2 separate regions of the Homo sapiens genome follow, and region 1 is linked to region 2. The links are chromatin contacts, found by Hi-C or POLR2A ChIA-PET in ENCODE. All regions are on one chromosome and are shown on one strand. Each heading gives the region's core, a stretch centred on a gene start or an enhancer-like site at or near the end of the contact. The rest is flanking DNA. Distances are from core to core; before and after follow the strand shown.

Region 1 (4,182 bases), core at 1,305-3,804, 260 kb before region 2:
CAGCGTCCCTGGGCTTCCCTGACCCCAGTGGTGACAACCAGCGGTGGTGCTGAGGCCGTTTCTTTTTCAGCCCTCGCCGGCGAGCCTGCGAGTCCAGCTGCGGCTCTGGGCCCTGGGGAGCTGGGACCCTCCGGGCGGGGGGTTGAAGCTTTGCCCAGCTGTGGCTCTGGGCCCTGGGGAGCTGGGACCCTCCGGGCGGGGGGTTGAAGCTTTGCCCAGCTGCGGCTCTGGGCCCGGGGAGCTGGGACCCTCCGGGCTGGGGGTTGAAGCTTCGCCCAGCTGCGGCTCTGGGCCCGGGGAGCTGGGACCCTCCGGGCGGGGGGTTGAAGCTTTGCCCTGGCCTCGAGGAGGAGGAGCCCTCCCCCACACTCCTACCACAGAGTGGGTGGCTCTGCTGCCCCGTGACTCTTGATGTTCCTGTGTGGAGGGGGTTAGAGGAAAGGGGCCTGGGGTTTCCAGAGCAGCCGCCTTCTTGCAGATGCTGGCAGGATTGTGCTGGCAGCTCTCCCCCAGGTGGATGGCGATGGGAAAAGCGCTGGGTTCCCAGGGCCTGGGGGCCTGTCCGTGTTGCCACGGGTCTCTGGGTGCTTTACTTTTGAAGGTACTATTTTCTGGCCTGGGGAAATGTTTGTTTTAGAAACATCAGAGAATACGGAAGAGCCAGAGGAGAAGTGTGGCTTCCTTTGCCGAGTCCGGCACCAGGCCGCTTGCCGGGCCTCCTCCAGACTCCACACCAGAGGTCCCGGGCTTGCTGTGCTTGAGCCATGGCTGGGACCCTGCCTCACAGATGAGGTTGGATTCTGTTTTTTTGGGGGGGCTTTTCCCAAGGTTCTGAGGTCCTCACCTGACTTCCGGAGCGCCTGGGCAGCTTTGAAAACCTGGCTGCTGGGCCCGGAGCTGCCTCCAGGCGTGGGCCGTGCCAGTCGAGGCTGGTTTTGGTATTCATATTTTAGGATTCTTTGCTTAGGTCTTCAGTAGAGCAGTGACTGATCCCGACAGGGCGGTTCTGCACCTTGGGAATGTTAGGAGATGTCTGGAGATGTTTTGGTTGCCAGTTTGGGGGTGCAGGCACAGAGAGGGCAGAGGCCAGGGGCACTGCTCAGCACCCTTCAGTGCTGGGGACAACCCCACAGACAGAGATCTAGCTTGGGGCAGTAGTCCTGAGGATGAGGATGCCGGTCTGGCGGCCCCGCCTGCTGTTTTTGTGTTTTCTTTGCTGCTGCTGCTTTTTTTTTTTTTTTTTGCAACGGAATCTGGCTCTGTCGTCTAGGCTGTTGGAGTGCAGTGGCTCCATCTTAGCTTCCTGTAACCTCCGCCTCCTGGATTCAAGTGATTCTTCTGCCTCAGTGTCCCAGGTAGCTGGGATTACAGGCACCTGCTACCACGCCTGGCTAATTTTTGTATTTTTAGTAGAGATGGGGTTTCACCATGTTGGCCAGGCTGGTCTCGAACTCCTGGCCTCAAGTGATCCACCCGCCTCAGCCTCCCAAAGTGCTGGGATTACAAGCGTGAGCCACTGTGCTGGGCCTGTTTTTGTGTTTTCGAGAGGGATGGCTGAGCTGGCGCTCTGCCTGTAGGGAGAGGCAGAGACCCTGAGAAGCACCGTCCCTGCCCCCAGAGCCTGAGATGGGAGAGGCAGAGCAGCTCGCTGGGGCTGGGGTCAGCGGGGACAAGCGTGCCTGCTGGGAGGGGTTCCGGGGACTCTTGCAGTGCCTGAGCCGCTCCCCAGAGCGCTCCCCCCAGAGCCCTGTGCAGCTTTACCGTCTCCTCCAGGGACTGCAGACTGGAGGTTCAGGTGCCAGTGGCCGGCCTCTGTCCCTCTGGAGACCGTACCCCGGAATGAAGGCGTCTTGCTTGGCTTTCTGTGGGGCAGAGCTCGCTAGGAAGGCCCCGGCCTCCTCCTGCTGGGCGTTACCCCCTTGAGCCTGTTGCCTCCTGAACCTCCCTCGGCCTCTGCGAGCTCTTCTGCACGATGGGGTCGTGGCATCTGAGTGTGACGGGAAGCGTCGTGCGGGCTGTGCTGTAGCAGGCCTCACTTTGACGAGAAAACTCTGTCCTCCTCCGCCCTCCTCCCCACCCTCAGAATCCCTTCTGCAAAGCAATCCCTAGAGAGGAGCAGGCAGGTTTCCGGGGAGCGCTGGGTGCGCCCGGCCGTGGCTTGTTCCTTACGCTGTCCGCGCAGTGGGTAGATTCTGTTGGTATGATCTGCTGCAGAACAAAAAGCAAAAACCTGAAAAGAAAATAAACAGGGTAGAAGGGAGACTGTCAGGGCAATCCTGGGGGTCCCTGAGCCTCACGGGGACCTCTCGAGTTGCCATTCCTCTTCCTCCTCTAACAGCCAAGTCCTCTGGGACCCTTGGAGGAGCCGCATGTGCACTGGCTGTTTCGGGGCGATCCCTCCCTTAGGCTCCGAGAGGTTTTTGGGAACGGCTGCGAGGACGGAGCGCCTCCCGTCCCATGACAGGCTGCGTGCCTGGAGCCCGGGGTTCTGGGACCTGCCCCTGCTTCCGGCCTCAGGAAAGGAGTGGTTGGGGGAGGACTCGGGACGAGCTGTGGGCTGAGCCTGGACACACACACCACAGGACTTCAGTGTTCTCTGTAAAGCCAGGAGCTGGTCCTGGTGCCCTCCAAGGCCCTGTCTGGGTCCATCTAGACTCAGTGTCTGTGGCGCCAGGCTGAGGGGACTCGGGAAGCAGAAGCGGAGGGGGTGATGTGGGGTGGGCCCGGGTCCAGGAGACAGGGCAGCTGTCACTTGGAGTTGCAGGGAGTGGAGGGGTGACGTGGGGCGGGCCCGGGTGTCACTCAGAGTTGCAGGGGGGTGGGGCGAGTGTTTCCAAACACAGGATTACTGGGCTGGGTTTTGGAGGATGAATAGGAGTTTGCCTGTGGCTGGAAGTGGGATTAGGGCTGTGGGCTCTGGGGATGGAGACAGCTCGAGGAAAGCCTGGGATGTTCTCCTGCTCTGGGCTTGGGGCTGCTTGGGAGCTTGCCGCCGATGGGGCTCACTGTTGATATGCTGTCTCATCTGTCCCCAGCCTGGGAGCGCTCCTGCGGTTGGGCAGTCTGCGATTCTCAGCTTTCTGGAGTCTCTTCCTGTTCCCACAGAGACTCATGTCTGGAGAGTCGGTGTGCTGCAGGTGTGGAGGGGCCCGTGCCTCTGGGTCAGTGTTTCCTTCCCCTTCCCACTTTCCTTCCTTCCTCAGATCTCTGCAGACACCTGCCCTGGGCCAGCTCCGTCGACGCTGGGGTGCTCAGAAGAGCCTGGCAGGGGGCAGGGCCAGGAAGGTGGCAGAGAGCGTGTGCTTGGGGGTGTGGGCCTGGCGTGCACTCCAGGCGTATCCCCGCCCTGTGGCTTCCCAGCCTGTCCATTTGTCCTGGCGACAGGTCCATCCCCACCCTGTTAACGGTCACGGGTCACAGTCCATTTTTCTGAGACCCCTCCCTCCTCCTCTCACAGTGGCTCAGAGGCCCTCAGAGACCAAAAGGGAGCCAGCACTGCCTCAGGAGCAGGCCCTAGGGAGACAGGATCTGGAAGCCATGGAAGTGGGCCTGCGCAGTCCTGAGTTGGCCACCGCCCCGTGCACCACGGCCGAGGAGGTGGAGTGAGGTGAGGGCTCCACCATGCCTTCCACCTCTGTATCCCAGGCACTATGCCAGGCACTGCTGCTTCTGCAGGGAGGACTTCGGAGGGCTGCCTGGAGGAAGTGGACTTTGGGGAAGTGGATGAGACAGAGAGGGAGGGCCCTGCCCTTTGTGCCCTGCAGGCTGCGTGCCCTCTCTGAGGTCCTGGGCAGGTATTCAGAGAACATGTGCTGGAGGAATGAATGATGGGGCCGGGGTCGGCCCACATTGCCAGCCAGCACCCCGTCCCCCCAGCATCTGCACACAGGTCACCAAGTAACAAAAACAGCTTGTGCTTGCAGTCACCCTGGTGTGTGGGTTCCTCCTTAGGCGCCACGGCACCCATCCTAGGAACAGCCTGTGAACCCCTGGCTGAGGGGCAGCGCCCCGTGGAGGTGCCCACTCCAGCTTCTCTGTGAGCCCCTGGAAGAGGCTGCAGGGCTCCTGGATGCTTTTAGTCCTCTGTGCCTGACGGGGAGCACAGGAGTCCCAGAAACACCCACTGGGAAATGTCCTTTGGGGACAGAAAAGGCCCTGGGATGAGGAGGAGCTGAGAGCTGG
Region 2 (4,441 bases), core at 195-2,694:
TATTCATTTTTTTAAGTTTTTCACTTTCGAGACAGGGTTTCTGTATGTTGCCCAGGCTGGTCTCAGGCTCCTGGCCTCAAGTGATCCTCCCACCTTGGCCTCCAAAACTGTGGGGATTACAGGTGTGAGCCAACTCACCTGGCCAGTTGTTGTATTTATTTATTTTTTTTCCCCCCAAATATTTTCAGTCTGCCGCTGGTTGGGTGTGTGGTTATGGAACCCACAGATACAGGGGGTTGACTGCCCATATGTGACTGTGTAACCTACTTCTTAAAAACCTGAGAACCGTGTGTATTTTCTTTTTGTTTTTTCTTTTTTTTTTTTTTTTTTTTGTGACAGAGTCTCGCTCTGTCACCCAGGCTGGAGTGCAGTGGCAGGATCTTAACTCACTACAACCTCTGCCTCCTGGTTTCAACTGGGTTCAAGTGATCCTTCCACCTCAGCCTCACAAGTAGCTGGGATTTCAGGTACCCGTCACAATGCACGGCTAATTTTTTTTTTTTTTTTTCTTTTTTGAGATGGAGTTTTGCTCTTGTTGTCCAGGCTGTAGTGCAATGGTGCGGTCTCAGCTCACTGCAACCTCCACTTCCTGGGTTCAAGTGATTCTCCTGCCTCAGCCTCCCAAGTAGCTGGGATTACAGGCGCCCGTCACCACACCGGACTTTTTTTTGTATTTTTAGTAGATAAGGGGTTTCACCATGTTGACCAGGCTGGTCTCAAACTCCTGACCTCAGGTGATCCACCCACTTCGGCCTCCTAAAGTGCTGGGATTACAGGCGTGAGCCACCCCATGTGTATTTTTTATTCTTATTTACAAACGTCCACTGGATCCCTGGCTGTGGAAAGCCTGGGCAGGGTCTGGAGACCCAAGGCAGTGGGAGGGGAGATGCCCCATTGGGACCCACATGGGGCAAGGAGGCCAGGTGGGCCTCCCTGGAGCCCAGCAAGGACCTGGAGTGGGGAGAGGGCAGGGCCACTCTTGAGGTTCACATATGTGTCTGGGGCAGCTCTTCTGGGAGAAGAAGCTGAGCGGCCTGAACGCCTTCGACATTGCTGAGGAGCTGGTCAAGACCATGGACCTCCCCAAGGGCCTGCAGGGTGAGCGGGCACCCTGAGGGGAGGCGGAAGGGGATGTGCCGGGTGGGGTGGAGGTGCTGCAGGTGCCCTCATCTCCTGGCAGGGTGGATGGCTGTTCCTGCTTTGGGTGCTTAGGGCAAATCTGCCAGCGACTGGGGCAGGAGGAGGGGACCCAGTGGGGTTGGGGATGGGTAAGGGCGCTTGGGCTGGGCCCTTCATTCTTGACCTTGGAGACCCTGCGGGTGGGGCTTTGTGGCTTCCAGGTGTGGCGCAGGCCTGGGGCTGTTTTCACCTGCAGGACGTGCAGTTTTGCCATGGAGATCCTAAATAAACAAACAAGGACAGCTGACTTTGCTTCTGTACTCTCCCAGCACGTCCACACCACAGAACAAAGAATGCAGCTCTTGCATGGTTTTGGTGGTTGTTTTTTGAGACAGGGTCGGCTGGGTACAGTGGCTCACACCTATAATCCCAGCACTTGGCGGGGCTGGGGCAGGAGTTTCACTTGATCTCAGAAGTTTAAGACCAGCTTGGACAACATAGTGAGACCCCATCTCTACAGAAAATACAGAGCAAGGCCAGGTGCAGTGGCTCACGCCTGTAATCCCAACACTCTGGGAGGCCAAGGCGGGCGGATCATGAGGTCAGGAGATCGAGATCATCCTGGCTAACATGGTGAAACCCTGTCTCTACTAAAAATACAAAAAATTAGCCGGGTGTAGTGGCGGCCGCCTGTAGTCTCAGCTACTTGGGAGGCTGAGGCAGGAGAATAGCGTGAACCTGGCAGGCGGAGCTTACAGTGAGCCGAGATCGCACCACTGCACTCTCCTGGGCAACAGAGGGAGACTCCGTCTCAAAAAAAAAAAAAAAAGATACAGAGCAAGACCCCATCTCAAAAACAAAAGGCAGCCTCTCCGTGGCCCATGCTGAAGTACAGTGGCGCCGTTACTACTCACAGCAGCCTCTACCTCCCGGGCTCAAGTGGTTCTCTCAGCACAGCCTCCTGAGTAGCTGGGACCACAGGTATGCAGCGTGACACCTGGCTAATTTTTGAATTATTTTGTAGAGACAGGAGTCTCACTGTGTTGTCCAGGCTGGTCTCAAACTCCTAAGCTCAATCAGTCCTCCCACCTCGCCCTCCCAAGATGCTGGGATTACAGGCGGGAGTCGCCACGCCTGGCCTAACTTGCTTTTTTTTCTGTTATGAATGTAGTAACACAAGCGGGAGAGGGAATTTAGAAATGGAACCCAAGTTGGGGTTCCTTCCAAGAAGGTGGCAGCTCCCATTCTTGGGGCATTTCCGTGGCCTGTCTGGGCCACAGCTGCCCCGTGGTGACCTCTCCACTTGCGGCTGTTTGTCCACTGCCTGGCAGGGGTGGGACCTGGCTGCACGGATGAGACGCTGCTGTCGGCCATCGCCAGCGCCCTGCACACTAGCACCATGCCCATCACGGGACAGCTCTCGGCCGCCGTGGAGAAGAACCCCGGCGTATGGCTCAACACCACGCAGCCCCTGTGCAAAGCCTTCATGGTGACCGACGAGGACATCAGGTAGCCCCTTGGCCTGGTCCCCTGCTGCTCCACCCTGTCTCTTGTGGCCGTGGGGACCCTGAGTGTCCCCGTGTGCCTGCGTGCTTCCCGTCTCCCCACGATGCTGCTGGGGTTTTGAAACAGAAACAGCCAGGGCAAGGGGACCCATCGTCGGAGCAGTATGAACCGTTTCACCCGCGTCCTGGGTTCAGGGCGAGCCAGGCACCCCTTGGAGGAATGTTCTTGAAAAGAGTGTGGTCCTTTGAGTCCGTGAGGACTGGCTATGCTGGGTGCTGGGCTCCATGTTGGGCCCTGGAGACGGAGGGACAGGGCAGGCCAGGAGTCTCTGCCTTCAGGGAGATGGCTCTGGGTGCCTGCTGAGGGGCAGTTCTGATGTGCAGAGCCTCGGAACGAACAGCAGGGAACACGGCCGCTCAGAAACAGGCAACAGTCAGGTGAGGCTGAGCAGCCCAGGGGTGAGCGGCCCTCCTGCGGGGCCTCAGGGCCGAACCCACTTCCAGTGTGCAGAGTGGACGCAAGGCCGCCTGGTGACGGAGGCGCCTGCAGGAAACTCTGGAAGTGCTGGAGCGAAGACGGGACCTTTCACGTTCAGTGCAGCACACGGCTTAGGTCAGAGGAAGGAAAGGAAACTTGACGGTTCCAGAAAGAAGGAGCCAAGACCCGGAACGGCCAGGGAGGCGCTGGGCATGCGGGTTTCCTGTGGCAGCAGCCGGGGTTAAAGGCCCCTGGGCACAAGAAGAGACCCTGTGCCCCCACACAGGGTGAACAGATGGACCTGAGACGCCACCCCCACAAGCACACAAACTGTGGGCGCCAAGGGTTCCATCCGGAGCGGCTGGCGGCATCCTCCTCCGGCCGTGGTACCTCTGGGCCCCCTCTTTTGGGTTTGAGGTCCATTTACACTCTCTGCGCGCTCAGAGAACTTCCCGAAATGAAGATGGTGAAATAGGAAGAATTGTCAACAAAAGAAAAGAACAAGACTGTGAAAAATAGCAGACAGATCATTAAAAGCCCTGCAGAACTTGCAGAAATAAGGCCGGGCACAGTGGCTGACGCCTGTAATCCCAGCACTTTGGGAGGCCGAGGCGGGAGGATCACCTGAGGTCAGGAGTTGAAGACCAGCCTGGCCAACATGGTGAAACCCCGTCTCCACTAAAAATAAAATAATTAGCTGGGTGTTTTGGCACATGCCTGTAGTCCCAGGTACTCGGGAGGCTGAGGCAGGAGAATCACTGGAGCCTGGGAGGCGGAGTTGAGATCCTGCCACTGCAATTCAACCTGGGTGACAGAGTTAAAAAAATAAAATAAGAACTTATAGAAATAGAAAAGGGCATTGAAATGAGGAACTCGGTGGTGGGTTCCGCAGGAGGTAGGGTCCTGTCTGGAAAGATGACGAGCAGGTGGTGGCTGCAGTCGAGTAGGTGAGCCAGGGTGTTCCGGGTGGTGGGGACAGAGTGAGAGGGAGCAGCTCAGGTCTGCAGGAGCCGCTGGAGAGAGACCCCGGAGGCAGGGGGCGGCTGAGCCTCGGCCACAACTGGGGAGAAACAAAGTCAGCTTTGCCTGGGACTGAAAGCAGAACAGAGACGGGCTCTTTGGGCAGCCGGAGAGGGAGGTGGGCAGAAGCACGTGCTGCGGCCCCGGAGGCGGCAGGCAGAGGAGCGGCCACCCTGGAGTGCCTGGCATCAGCTTGTAGGCCCCGAGGAGGAGGCCCCCCATCCCTGGTGGTGGGTTGAGACGAGGGTGTGGATTCTTTTTCTCAGGCCGCCCGAGCCATGGTAAAGGAGTACACGCTGGTGCATAGTGGGCAGCGGAA

The links. A loop is a pair of places that touch in the nucleus more often than their neighbours do. ChIA-PET counts read pairs that join two places held with the same protein, here RNA polymerase II (POLR2A). Pooled maps may share reads with other maps.
Region 1: POLR2A ChIA-PET joins it to region 2 with 11 read pairs in Panc1. The contact joins two enhancer-like sites. A Hi-C loop is called at or near these places in 3 of 168 maps with a recorded cell type or tissue (CD4-positive, alpha-beta T cell, naive thymus-derived CD4-positive, alpha-beta T cell and posterior cingulate gyrus), 13 of 37 single-sample maps with no recorded cell type and 13 of 50 pooled maps. POLR2A ChIA-PET finds 5 or more read pairs at or near these places in 9 of 52 experiments (A673, BJ, HEK293 and 4 more).

What each region holds. Positions count from the first base shown.
Region 1 is chr19:1,839,275-1,843,456 of GRCh38, reverse strand. The region is part of intron 1 of REXO1 (RNA exonuclease 1 homolog); the gene reads left to right. Among named protein-coding and RNA genes, the nearest start is that of REXO1, 7.1 kb to the left of the region's middle. Within about 2 kb of position 2,554, at least 10 of the 41 ENCODE cell types and tissues checked have a DNase peak (open chromatin) inside an H3K27ac peak, as active enhancers do.
Region 2 is chr19:1,579,279-1,583,719 of GRCh38, reverse strand. It overlaps MBD3 (methyl-CpG binding domain protein 3), which reads left to right. Exons shown (of 7, transcript NM_001281453.2): 4 at 1,008-1,098; 5 at 2,451-2,628. Among named protein-coding and RNA genes, the nearest start is that of MBD3, 11 kb to the left of the region's middle. Within about 2 kb of position 1,444, at least 3 of the 41 ENCODE cell types and tissues checked have a DNase peak (open chromatin) inside an H3K27ac peak, as active enhancers do.